Regions from separate parts of the Homo sapiens genome. Here all the other regions are linked to region 2. The links are chromatin contacts, found by Hi-C or POLR2A ChIA-PET in ENCODE. All regions are on one chromosome and are shown on one strand. Each heading gives the region's core, a stretch centred on a gene start or an enhancer-like site at or near the end of the contact. The rest is flanking DNA. Distances are from core to core; before and after follow the strand shown.

The links. A loop is a pair of places that touch in the nucleus more often than their neighbours do. ChIA-PET counts read pairs that join two places held with the same protein, here RNA polymerase II (POLR2A). Pooled maps may share reads with other maps.
Region 1: a map with no recorded cell type shows a loop between it and region 2 (14-fold over the local background). The contact joins the promoter of MPND here to the promoter of MAP2K7 in region 2. A Hi-C loop is called at or near these places in 1 of 37 single-sample maps with no recorded cell type and 1 of 50 pooled maps. POLR2A ChIA-PET finds 5 or more read pairs at or near these places in 1 of 52 experiments (Caco-2).
Region 3: a map of CD8-positive, alpha-beta T cell shows a loop between it and region 2 (23-fold over the local background). The contact joins the promoter of ZNF653 here to the promoter of MAP2K7 in region 2. A Hi-C loop is called at or near these places in 1 of 168 maps with a recorded cell type or tissue (CD8-positive, alpha-beta T cell) and 5 of 50 pooled maps. POLR2A ChIA-PET finds 5 or more read pairs at or near these places in 1 of 52 experiments (activated CD4-positive, alpha-beta T cell).

The regions. Positions count from the first base shown.
Region 1 is chr19:4,341,875-4,345,876 of GRCh38, forward strand. It overlaps MPND (MPN domain containing), which reads left to right and starts at 1,688. Exons shown (of 13, transcript NM_001300862.2): 1 at 1,688-1,726; 2 at 1,834-2,120; 3 at 3,871-4,002. The coding sequence starts at 1,720. RefSeq lists enhancers at 600-719, 740-1,471 and a silencer at 1,540-1,829.
Region 2 is chr19:7,902,527-7,907,022 of GRCh38, forward strand. MAP2K7 (mitogen-activated protein kinase kinase 7) reads left to right here and starts at 1,351. Exons shown (of 11, transcript NM_145185.4): 1 at 1,351-1,542. The coding sequence starts at 1,419. LOC124904630 (a long non-coding RNA gene) reads right to left here and starts at 988. Exons shown (of 2, transcript XR_007067121.1): 1 at 895-988; 2 at 1-223. RefSeq lists enhancers at 628-1,205, 1,854-2,393 and a silencer at 1,563-1,912.
Region 3 is chr19:11,504,375-11,508,323 of GRCh38, forward strand. It overlaps ZNF653 (zinc finger protein 653), which reads right to left and starts at 1,465. Exons shown (of 9, transcript NM_138783.4): 1 at 1,114-1,465. The coding sequence starts at 1,412. ECSIT (ECSIT signaling integrator) reads right to left here. Exons shown (of 8, transcript NM_016581.5): 5 at 3,617-3,674; 6 at 3,328-3,476; 7 at 3,083-3,188; 8 at 1,555-2,054. The coding sequence ends at 1,810. RefSeq lists enhancers at 561-630, 3,083-3,860 and silencers at 781-1,450, 1,611-1,660.

The DNA of each region.
Region 1 (4,002 bases), core at 438-2,937, 3.6 Mb before region 2:
TTAGCTGGGTGTGGTGATGTGCATCTGCAGTCCCAGCTAATTGGGAGGCTGAGGCAGGAGAATCGCTTGAACCTGGTAGGCAGAGGTTGTAGCGAGCCAAGATCTTGCCACTACACTCCGGCCTGGGTGACAGAGCGAGACTCCGTCTCAAAAAAAAAAAAAAAAAAAAAAAAAAAAAAAGAAAAAAGAAAAGAAAAGAAAACAAAATAATAATATGGGAGGGAGGTGGTAATAGGTGCATTTTAGAAAGAGCCCTCTGGGGCAATGGTGGAAGACCGACAGGGTGGGGCATGAGTTTGGAGGCCTGAGACTCACTGCGATGGCCAGGATTTGGGTGCAAGAGGCTGGAGGTGTGGCTCAGGGTTTTGGAAGGCAGGGGACGGAAAAAAAGCCAAAGAGAAAGTGCGTAAGGAGTTGGGGAAATAAACTGAGGCCGGTTTGGGCTATGCTGAGTCTGCAGGCCTTGGGGATGCCCGTTGTTGGCTGGACAGTCAGGGTGGGGCCCCTAAAGGGTGCCTGGGCTGGACAACAATAGTTCACATGTACCCAGCTCTTGCTCTATGTCAAGTCTTCTTCCTGAGAACATTCCCGAGCACCCTGGAGAGCCTCCCCCGCACCCCTACTGTCCAGTTCCCACTTCCCGACTGCGGTCTGGGCAAAGCCACCCGCACTTGAGCCCATCCCACGGCGTCCCGGAGCTTTAGGAAGTCCCCATCCCGGACTTTCAACCCTGCCAGGGACTGAGGGAAATCCCAGAGCCTGGGCTCCGGGACGAAGGTCCCAGGACAGGGTCGGGGATGTAGTTGCAGAAACAGGGTAGGGGACAAAGGCCGGGGCTGCACTGATCAGGCGCGCAACGAGCCCGGCCCTGCCTCCTGCTCCGCCCAAGGGTATGGAGGGCCGGACTCGGCTGGCCTTATACCCGGAGCTGATTGGCTGGTGAGTCCAGTCCCTGCCTCTGATGGTTTGCGCTCATAACTAAGGGTTTCTACTGATTGGTTTACATGGACGTCTGCCCATTGGTCAAATCCGAGTTGGTGTAATCAGATAGTTGACACGGATTGGTTGGTGCGGGAATCCAGTAGCTTGCTATCGATTGGTTGAGGGTGAAATAAATGGGACTCTTATCATTGGCTGGCGGGCTCCGCAACGGTCCAATCATGGAATCAGTCGAGGGCCGCCCGGGAGGGTGGGAGTTAATTCTTTAGCGACTGAGGCCGGCTTGGGCTCTTTGGCTCCACCTGTGTCTGCGCGAGGCTGTTCCCTATTGGAGTCCGCATTGTTCCCCTGGACCTGAGTTTCTCCCCTGGTCCTAAAGGCCGAGGCCTCTGAGTTCCTCAAGTGCGGTGACCGCAGGTCTCACCTTCTCCTCTCCTTGCAGCAGGCTGAGCCACTCGCGCACCCGCCCCAGGCTTCCACCTTGCAACCTCTATCCCTGGACAGCGAGGCCTCAGTTTCCCCATTCGCACCAATGAGCTCCCGGTCAACACCCCGTCACGCCTCAGTTTCCCGAATGTTCCCAGAGGGCTGAGTTCCCGATCTCTCTCCCGCGTGGGCATCCCCGAGGCCTCAGTTTCTCCGCCCACCCCAGCGCGCCGAGCCCTTCCCCCGACCCCGGCGACGGCCAATGGTTGGGGCGCCCCTCCCCTCCCCGGGGCGGGGCCGCGTGACGTGCCGGGAAGCCGGAGTCTAGAGCTCCGGGCGCGGGGAGGCGCGGCCATGGCAGGTACGGCGGGCCCAGCGGGGCGGAGGCGCGGGGCGCGGGGCTGCAGGGGCGCGGGGCTGCAGAGCCGTGGGGCGAGCGGCCTCCCTGCAGCCTCTCGCTGTCCGCAGCTCCGGAGCCGCTGTCCCCGGCGGGCGGTGCGGGCGAGGAGGCGCCGGAGGAGGACGAGGACGAAGCGGAGGCCGAGGACCCTGAGCGGCCGAATGCGGGAGCGGGCGGTGGACGCAGTGGCGGCGGCGGCAGTAGCGTCAGCGGAGGAGGCGGCGGCGGCGGGGCCGGGGCGGGGGGCTGCGGCGGGCCCGGGGGCGCGCTCACCAGGCGCGCGGTCACACTGCGGGTGCTCCTCAAAGACGCGCTGCTGGAGCCTGGCGCCGGGGTGCTGTCCATCTACTACCTGGTGAGCACCCCGCCTCCCTCGTCCCATCGCGGCTCGGGCAGGAAGGGGAAACTGAGGCCTGGAGTTCCCTTGCTGCAGGACAAGCTTCAGTGTAGGGAGGGGACACTGAGGCCCGGAGCTCCCTTGCTGAGAGACGAGCCCCGGTGTGGCGAGGGGAAACTGAGGCCCGGGGCTCCGTTGACTGCAGGAAGAGCTCCAGTGTGAGGAGGGGAAACTGAGGCTCGGAGCTCTCTTGGCTGCAGGAAGAGCCCCGACATGAAGAGGGGAGACTGAGGCCCGGAGCTCCCTTGGCGGCAGGAAGAGCCCCGGTGTGAGGAAGGGAGACTGAGGCCTGGAGAGCTCCCTTGCTTTAGGACAAGCCCCAGTGTGGGGAGGGGAAACTGAGGCCCAGAGCTCCTTTCCTGCAGGAGGAGCTCCCGTGGAGGGGACACTGAGGCCCGGAGCTCTTTTTACGGGACAAGCCCCATGTGGAGAGAGGAATCTGAGGCACAGATGGGTCCTTCTGGTGGGGAGGACGTAGATTACCAAACACCCCATCCCACAAAGGAGAAGCTGAGGCTCAGAGAGGAGCCACCACCCGCGCAGGGTCAGATGGGCAACACCCCGGCCTTCCTGTGGTTTCCCAGCCGTGAAATGGAATATTTCCCCACCATGGGAAAATTAGGGGATGGTTAAATGAATAAAGCCCTCAGCAGGCGCCTGCCACATGGTAAGCACTTTATCTGTGGTAGGTATTAGTACTTTTTTTTTTTTTTTTTTTTTGAGACAGAGTCTCGCTTTTTTGCCCAGGCTGGAATGCAGTTGCTCGATCTCGGCTCACTGCAACCTCTGCCTCCCGGTTCAAGCGATTTTCTGCCTCAGCCTCCCGAGTAGCTGGGACTACAGGTATGCGCCACCACGCCTGGCTAATTTTTTTTTTTTGCAGTTTTAGTAGAGACGGGGTTTCACTATATTGGCCAGGCTGGTCTTGAACTCCTGACCTCGTGGTCCGCCTGCCTCAGCTCCCAAAGTGCTGGGATTATAGGCGTGAGCCACCATGCCCGGCCTTTTTTTTTTTTTTTTTTTTTTTTTGAGACAGAGTCTCGCGCTGTTGCCCAGGCTGGAATGCAGTAGCATGATCTCGGCTCACTGCAACCTCTGCCTCCCGGTTCAAGCAATTCTCCTGCCTTAGCCTCTTGAGTAGCTGGGATTACAGGCACCCGCCACCACGCCTGGCTAATTTTTATATTTTTAGTAGAGATGGGGTTTCACCATGTTGGCCAGGCTGGTCTCAAACTCCTGACCTCAGGTGATCCGCCCGCCTCAGCCTCCCAAAGTGCTGGGATTACAGGCGTGAACCACTGCACCCAGCCCTGTATTATTACTATTACTGTTGTCATTATTGTTTGATTTGTGAATGGTAGCACATTATTCCCCTTCTGAATGGGAGTTTCTGAATGGAGCAACTGCTGAGTGTTGCATCCTGGAGACACAGCAGTGATCAAGACAGACAGACCCTATCCCCGATCTTAGGGGTTTCTTGGTCATGGTGGGCGGGGTGCAGATATCTGCCAGGCAGCTTGGTGCAGGCTGATCAGGTTTGTGGGTGTGGACTCCCAGGCACTGAGGAGGCCCTGCAGCCGGCCTGAGAGGTGTTCCTGGAAGCCCTGTAAAGACATGCCTGAGGGAGCGTAGGTCTGGGGAGGACCCCCCGGGAGAGAGGGCATGGTGGGTGTTGGTCCTGGGCCCAGCCAGCTGACTGTCACTGCAGGGGAAGAAGTTCCTGGGCGACCTGCAGCCAGACGGAAGGATCATGTGGCAGGAGACCGGGCAGACCTTCAACTCACCCAGCGCCTGGGCCACCCACTGCAAGAAGCTGGTGAACCCTGCCAAGAAGTCGGGC
Region 2 (4,496 bases), core at 101-2,600:
CCGGCTAATTTTCGTATTTCTAGTAGACACGGGGTTTCACCATCTTGGCCAGGCTGGTCCTCTCCTGACTTCGTGATCCATCCGCCTCGGCCTCCCAAAGTGCTGGGATTACAGGCGTGAACCACCATGCCCGTAACCTTTTATTTCATGTGACCAAGTAACACCCGTGTGCCAGAATCAAGGATGAGTCTCATGTTCTCAGAGCAGAGGCACAGAAGGCTGCCTGGAAGACGGAAAGGTAAAGACCTCAGCTATAACTCTACACTTGTGTGTGCTCCACCCACAAATCGTCACCAGAGGAGTTCCGACAAGCCGGTAACTCTCATCCCAAAGTGTTCCCTCGTTGGACCAGAAGCTGGAAGGGCACTTGGCAGAGTCTGCCTGGCCCTGGCCACCTCCCGGGTGTCCGCAAAATCAGAACTTCCTTCTCGCATCTAAGAGCAGAGGGAAGCCGCTCTTGGGGGGATCCCTGGGTTCCAGATGGGACATTTCCCCAGCACCCGTCGGACCACTTAAAGGAGTGGTTTAGGCTGCCGGGGGCCCAAGCACTGGCACCTAACCCCAGCGCCCCTCCTCAGATAGGAATTCTCCACGTCCAGGCGCTGGGCTCACGTTCCGGGTGCGAGAGAGATAAGGGGGGTGTCTTGAGGTTCTATGTGGGTCTGGCCAACAACTCTGGCCTTGACCTTGGCCCCGTCGCCGAGGGCAGGGGTCACACCGCTGGGTTCCCATGGCCGTCCCCTCCCCCCTGGCTTCGGCCAACTCTGAGCCTGCTGGGGCTGGCAAGAAGGGAAAGGGCTCTCGACGGAGCCTAATTACGGTGAGGAGGCGGCACCCCGCTGCCAGCAGGAGGCTAGGAGGTAATTAAGCACAAGAGGAATCCTAATAAAGCACCATCAGTGAGGAAGGCATTCCGAAGGGACGCCCAAGCCGACCGTGAAAAGCGAGGAGGCTGAGGCTGCACCGCCGTGGAGACCAGGGATCGACTGCCGCTTTGGGAACGAGGTTCCAGGAATGCGCATGCGCAAAAGCCACGCGGGCGAACACGGCTTCGCCTCGCTAAGCATGCGCGCCGTTTTCCCCGCCCACCGTCCTCAGAAGAATGGTGTTTCCTCGCAGCGCCTCTCTCAGGAGCGATCGGGAATTGGCGCATGCGCACTACGGTGGTGGTGGCGACGAAGGCGGGGGTTGCACGTTGCCTGCCTCGAGCTCTAGGTGGCGTCATCCTTCGGGCTGAGCCGAAGCACGCACGCGCGGAGGTTCGCACGCGGAGAAGGGCGGGTGCGCGCCGCGGGCATGCGCGGTGCGGGGCGAGACGGCGGCTCGACGGGGTCATCCGGGCGCAGGCGCAGTGCGGTGTTTGTCTGCCGGACTGACGGGCGGCCGGGCGGTGCGCGGCGGCGGTGGCGGCGGGGAAGATGGCGGCGTCCTCCCTGGAACAGAAGCTGTCCCGCCTGGAAGCAAAGCTGAAGCAGGAGAACCGGGAGGCCCGGCGGAGGATCGACCTCAACCTGGATATCAGCCCCCAGCGGCCCAGGCCCAGTAAGCACGGCGGCGTGGGGGAGGGGGCGGGCGGGCGGGGCGGGGCGCGCGCCGCGGGAGGCCCCGCCCCCACCACAAGGCCCCGCCCCCGCTTCCGGGGCGCTCGCTCTCCTCTCCGCCCCCCCCGCTGCGGGCTCGCGGGGCGAGGGTCACGGTGACCCGGGGGGCGTGGAGCCGGCGAGCTCCGGGGGGTTCGCACCCTCAGGGCTTGGGAGCCCAGTTCCCGGACCCAGGCGAGGCCCCCAGCTGATGACCCGCCCCCATCGCCGTGATCCTCTGGGTCGGGCTTCCCCGACTCCACGCGACAGTGACCACATCCAGGTCGCCCCGAAAACACAGACACGTCCCTGTTGACCTGATGCTACCACTCTCGTCATCTCAGGGACTGTCTGGCGCCCCCCTCCCCCGGCCTGGGGGCTTGTCAGCCCCGTGCAGCGACGATCTACGCACACGCGCACGCCTGGCTCGGGGACACCTGAGGTTACTTGACCACATAGAGCCCCTCCCCATCTCTTCTGACCCGAGGATTCTCCCTCTCGCTCTCCCTGTGACCGTGTCTGAGGTGGGGGGACGGGAGGGGGTCCCTTCTCCCCCTCTTGGCGACAGTGACCATGGCATTGGGCTCAGCAGACCCCCTCCCACATACACCAGGCCCCGCAAATCCCTGTGACCAGTTTCACTGCCACCATCTTGGTGAGCGTGTGGTGTCTGACCTCCAGAAATGCACATCGACCCCCAGCCAGCCCGGTGACTTTGTCACCTGTGTTCAAGTGATGGCTCCCCTTCCCTTCACACCCACACCCACCTGACCTGGGGACACCTGGGGCCAGTGTGACTCTAGGCCTGCTCCCGCCGCGCCCCAGCATACATCCACCTGCTTTCTGATCAGTCCCACCACCTCGGTACCTACCTCCCTGACACCTTGTCATCCTAGATCAGTACCTCTCGCTTCACACACACCTGGCCTGGGAACACTGACCATATCTAGTCTCCCGGCTTTTTCCCCAAGATCCTGGTCTCTAAATCCTCTGGGCTGGAGGAAATTAGATTTTCAAACCCTGTGAACACCACCCCTGACCCATGATCCTTTTTGTGTCTTTCTTGACCCAGTAAAATTCTCTCTTGTCTCCTCTGATGTGACCTTCGTAGTTTATTTAGTTCTCTCTATGGAGTCATTATGGCAGGCGAGAAAGGTACCCCCGTATCTGGGCACCCCACCCATTCCCTGGTCACCCAGCCTGACCTTCACAGCCTGACACCCTCCTGTCCCTCCCTCTCCTGACCTGAGTCAGCGTGGGTTCCTCCTTGGGGAGTCTCTTGGGGGTCCAGAGAAATCATGGAGGTGGGGATTCTGGTGCAGGACACTGCCTGAGACAAGAAGCCCAGCCAAGACACGGGTCCCTGCTAGCCCCTGGGGGCCGCCCTCCCTGGCCCCTGAGTGGATGAGACAGGGTTGAGTCCAGGATCCCGGGTGCCTTCAGGGGTGGCCGTTCCCATGCAGAGCTAGGAGGCCGGTGGCAGGCAGGCCCCCGAGGAGTCCCCTCCAGGCGTCTCTGTCTGTGTCAACTCCATCCCATCCTCCCCGCCCTCCCCATCTCTGTCGGTTCCTAGCCATCTCTGCAGTTCGGTGCCTCCCCCTCCTCCTCGTTTATGATTTGATTTCTTTTCTTTTGGACGAATCAGTCGTTTCTGTTGTGATTTATCGTGGTGTTGTTTTTTTCTTCCTTTTCCCCATCCAGTTATTGTGATCACTCTAAGCCCTGCTCCTGCCCCGTCCCAACGAGCAGGTACCAGCCTTTTTATCATCGCTGCTTGGACATCTGCACCATTGACCTAACCGCTGCCCCGGCCGCAGAATGGCGTCCCCCAGCCCCCATGCTCTGTGTGTGTCCCCATGTCCCTTCCCCTCACTCTCACTTTCTCTCTCACTCCACTCAAGCAGCGGTCAGCCCAGCCCAGCCTCCTCTGCGTCCTCCCTCCTCCTCCCCCTCCCTTACTCCCAGCTCCACTTTGGACTCCCTGGAGGAGGAGGTGGGCTCCCCCACTGAATGGGAGTCTGTGGCCTCCGGGGGTGGGGGGGGTGCACGCCTGTGTGTGTGTAACTGAGAGAACGAGAAAGTTGGGCCTGGTGGGTGGGTGGCCTGTGCCTATGGATCTCTCTCAACAACTAGGTGAACACATAGCACCCCCCGGGTTCCATACCAGCCCTGGGCGCCAGGGACACAGCAGTGAATAGAACAGATGGAGCCCCTCTCCTCTGTAGCGGGGGGCTGCAATAGGGGGGCCCACTGGACAAGGAGCACATTCCCACCAGAGAGAACATTCTAGCTGGGTGAGCGGCCCTGCAGGGGGCCAGCCTGGGGGAACCTCTGGAGACGGTGGGAATTGAACAAAGCCTCTGGGGAGGCCAGGCACGGTGGCTCACACCTGTGATCCCAACACTCGGGGAGGTTGAGGCTACAGGGAGCCATGATCACACCACTGCACCCCAGCCTGGGTGACAGCGAGATCCTGTCTCAAAAATTTAAAAACTGGGCCAGGCGCAGTGGCTCATGCCTGTAATTTCAGTACTTTGGGAGGCCAAGGAGGGTGGATCACTTGAGGTCAGGAGTTCGAGACCAGCCTGGCCAACATGGTGAAACCCTGTCTGCATTAAAAATACTAGAGATTAGGCCAGGCACAGTGACTCACACCTGTAATTCCAGCACTTTGGGAGACCGAGGCGGGTGGCTCACCTGAGGTCGGGAGTTCGAGACCACCCTGACCAACATAGAGAAACCCCGTCTCCACTAAAAATACAAAATTAGCCGGGCATGGTGGCACATACCTGTAATCCCAGCTACTCGGGAGGCTGTAATCCTAGCTACTCGGGAGGCTGAGGCAGGAGAACCGCTTGAACCCGGGAGGCGGAGATTGCAGTGAGCTGAGATCGCACCATTGCACTTCAGCCTGGG
Region 3 (3,949 bases), core at 215-2,714, 3.6 Mb after region 2:
TGGGCGACAGAGCAAGACTCTGTCTCAAAAAAAAAGAAAAGAAAAGAAAAACGAACAAAAAAACCCCCCAGACCTTTGAACAAGCCATCCCCTCTGCCCACCAGAATGTCCGCTCCATGAGGCAGGTATCTTTGCGCTCCCAGCATTTCCAGTCCTGCTCTTGAGCATATAAGCCAGCCTGCTGTCCTGGGAAAGGGGTGGGTATAACTTAGCAGGATCTGTTTGATTCTTGACTCTCAGAATCTCCCCCCAGAGAAACATGAGAACATGTGTACCTGAAAACCAGGGCAGAACAAGGATTTCCTTGCGGCACTGCTTGTGATACGGAATAAACGTCATCCTCGTAAAAGTTAATACTTAGGGAACCCACTACCTGCCAGGCACTCTTCTAAGCTCTTTGCCTATTTTAACTCAATCATCACATCAACATATAAGGCAGGAAGGGAAAAACTCCATCCACACTGCTCCTTCTCAAGACTGAGAATTTACAAAGACAGGCCTCTCTGCCCTCCACCTGCCAAGCTAACTAGGGGTTTCCTCTTCATCCGAGTCTCCCTGGGCTGAGTTGCTTCACAGAAATAGGTTTAGGGGAGTGCAGTCCAGGTTGTGAAGGGTCCCCCGGATGTGTTGGATCTAGGGTTGTGGGAATGGGGCCATACGGAGTCCCAGATGGGGCACCAGAACTTCAAGAAGGGCAGGGCTGAGTGCCCCAGGGTGTCCAGAGTCCCAGGCCAGGTGGGGAACTAAGCGGGGGAGGATGAGACCGGTGAGGGGGCGGGGCTGCCCCCCCAGGGCCTGGTTAGTTACAAGGCCTGGAGGTGGGGCCAGTCCCAGGATTGGGCCGCCAGAGTTCTAGCGGGCGGGGCCAAGCGCTCAGAAGGCGGGTCGAGGGGCTGGGTGCACCCTAGGATTGGGCAGTCGGAACGATGGGAGGCGGGGCCACGAGCCAGGCGCGTCCCGGCCAGGCAGTACGAGACCCAGGCCGCCGGCCCGGCTCCTGGGCGGGGTCCGCAGGTGCCGGGGGCTGGCCCTAGAAGCGGAGGGGGCGGGGTAAAGCCCGGCGGGGTCTGGGGGCGTCTCCTCCCTCCCTCCCTCGGGGCCAGGCCCCCTCACCCGTGGCGGCCGCTCCGCTGGCCGCGCTCCAGAGAGATGAGGTAGGCGGCGAGCTTGGCGTCGCTCCAGCCGCTGCGGCGCCGCAGGTCCACCCAGGGCCCGTGCGCCTCGCCCAGGTACACGCGCCGCACGTCGTACTTCTTCCGGGACTCGAGCCGTCGCCGGGCCCGGTCCGACTCCGTGAGTCGCGGCCGGCCCCGCGCCTTTCGGCCCGCTGCGCCCTCCTCGGCTGCTGCCTCCCCGCCCGCGCCCGCCTCAGCCTCCGCCTCCGCCTCGGGCTCTAGCGCCCGCTCCGCCATCCCCCCCACCCTGGTTACCAGCCTCCCCCGTTGTTAGGAGCCAGACCGGAAGTGGCGCGCATCTTCGGCGCCGCCGAGAAATTTCTCACGGTCTCTCGCTGCCCCAGGGCGCCAAAAGGAGACCAAGAATGGAAACTGCGCATGCGCACAACCAACAGCGCTCCCGCCCCTTTTTATTTGAATTCGGAGAACCAGAGGCGCCTGCAGATTCTGGAGGGGTCTCGCCTGCCCATCGCTGGCAGCCCGAGATCCTGGGGAGGGGATGCCATACTGCTAGAGATGAGGGAAGAGAGCCCCAAGCAGGAAAACATTGATTTGCTGTACACTCAAAGGGCATCTCATGCCTTCAGTCCACCGCCTCCTCGGGCCACAGCCCGTGCCCTCGCGCCGGCTCAGACTAGCTCTGGCCCTGCTGCTGTCGCTGCAGGTTGTCGTCTTCTTCCTGGTGGTCCTCGGGCAGGGGCGGCTCCTCCAGCCCTGCAGAGGATGTCTGGAGCTCCCGGGTGGACCCGGCGAGGCGGAAGACCACGGGGATCTGGGCCAGGGTTGGGTTGGTCTCCTGCAGGCCCTGGATCCACTTAGCCATCGTCGCCTGGTCATGAGCACCCGCCATGCACATGGCGAAGACAGGGCCTTCCTCCACTGTTGGAAGACATGCACCCTTAAGGTTTGCACAGTGGGGGCTGCAGCGGCTAACCCATGCCTACACCTTTTTGAGGTATTTTACACTCCCTTCCACTTCCTTTTTTTTTTTTTTTTTTTTTTTGAGACGGAGTCTCGCTGTGTCACCCAGGCTGGAGTGCAGTGGCGAGATCTCGGCTCACTGCAACATCCGCCTCCCAGGTTCAAGTGATTCTCCTGCCTCGGCCTCCCGAGGAGCTGGGATTACAGGTGCACAGCACCACGCCGGGCTAATTTTTAAATTTTTAGTAGAGATGGGGTTTCACCATGTTGGCCAGGCTGGTCTCGAATTCCTGACCTCAAATGATCTACCCGCCTCAGCCTCCCAGAGTGCTGGGATTACAGGCGTGAGCCACTGTGCCCGGCTTCCTTCCACTTTCTTGTGCCTCCAAACCTTTGCACAAGCTAGCCCCGCTGCCTAGGCTGCCCACTCCACACTTCACCCGGGCGATGACTCCTGGTTTTTCTGTATTCTGCCAGGAAGGCCTCCTGACCCCCCACTCAAGGCATGCTCCTCTCCTAAGCTCCCCAAAGTGTAATTTGCCTGTTCCCTTGCTGACTCGAGGGACTAGGTTTGTCCTGGTGACACCCAGTAGCCAGCACAGAGTTGTAGGAGGGAGGGAATGAACAAGGGCCAACAGGGCTGGGTGACCTCAGGTCTGGAGCCCCTGGGGCAAATGAGTGTGTGCGGCCGGAGGACGAGGGTGTAAGTGGACTGCGTCTCAGCCTGGGCCTACCCCTTGACCCCAGAGGCCGCCCCTCATCCTGGGTGGTGTTTGGAATGTTTGGAAGTCCTGCCTGTCCAGGTTTTTGCCTTTTTTTTTTTTTTTTTTGACACAGGGTCTATCATGTAGGCTGGAGTGCAGTGGCTCTATAATAGTTCACTGCAACCTCAACTCCTGGGCTCAAGTGATCCTCCCACCTCAGCCTGTAGGAGGGCTGGGATTACGAGCACACATGTGAGCCACCGCACCTGGCCCAGTTTTTACCTTCATTGATGTCAAACTCGTAGTTGTCCCAGCCACTCCTCACATACTCCAGGTCCAGCTGCATCGGGTAGTAGAGGTTCCACTCCTCCGGCGTCTCTTCCACTTCCTACTCCAAGGTGGGGAGTGCAGGCGGGGTCAGAGGCCAGGGCTCTCTCGGTCTCCCTCCTCCAGCCTCTCCCATGCACCCTCAGGGTAGTGCCAGCCCACTCCCCAGCCCCAACACATGCTTTGCTTTAAGCCCTCACCCTCTCCTCCGGGGGCAGCAAGTCAGCTCTGAGGATGTGGTAATACACACACTTGTTGCGGAGCCACAGGGAGAAGGGGCCCTCAACAAAGACAGGCCGGGCTGGATTGTGGCGGGCCAGGGCGGCCTGCTGATCGGGACTCTGGATTCCTGGTGTGGAGACATACATGCCCTGTGCCCTGCAAGGGACTCGGCCCAGAGGCCCAGGGAGCCCAGCCTAGGCCCAGCGAGAACCTGGCAGGGCCTGGGTAAGGTTAGAGACTTGGCTGCCCCCATGCTCTCGGACTTACCTACGATGTGGGGCTGGGGGGGATCTGCTGCACCTGTTGAGTCTTTGGGCAAAGGAACCTGCAAGGGAGAGTAGGGATATAATCTTGTAACCCCCAATCCCCTACAGAGGAACTGGGGACAGAGAAACAGAAAGGGGGATACCAGGGAATTCAGGACACCTCTCCTGGATCTGGTACACGGCCCTCCAACCTGTCCCCTCCTCCCTCTGTCCCATTTGGCAATAACCACCAATCTTTAGGATGCTCACCCTGAGGGAACTACCCTAGAACCAGCCCACCTTTGTCAAAATCCTGGCTCTGTCACAAGCTGTGTGACCTTGGCCAAGTCACTGT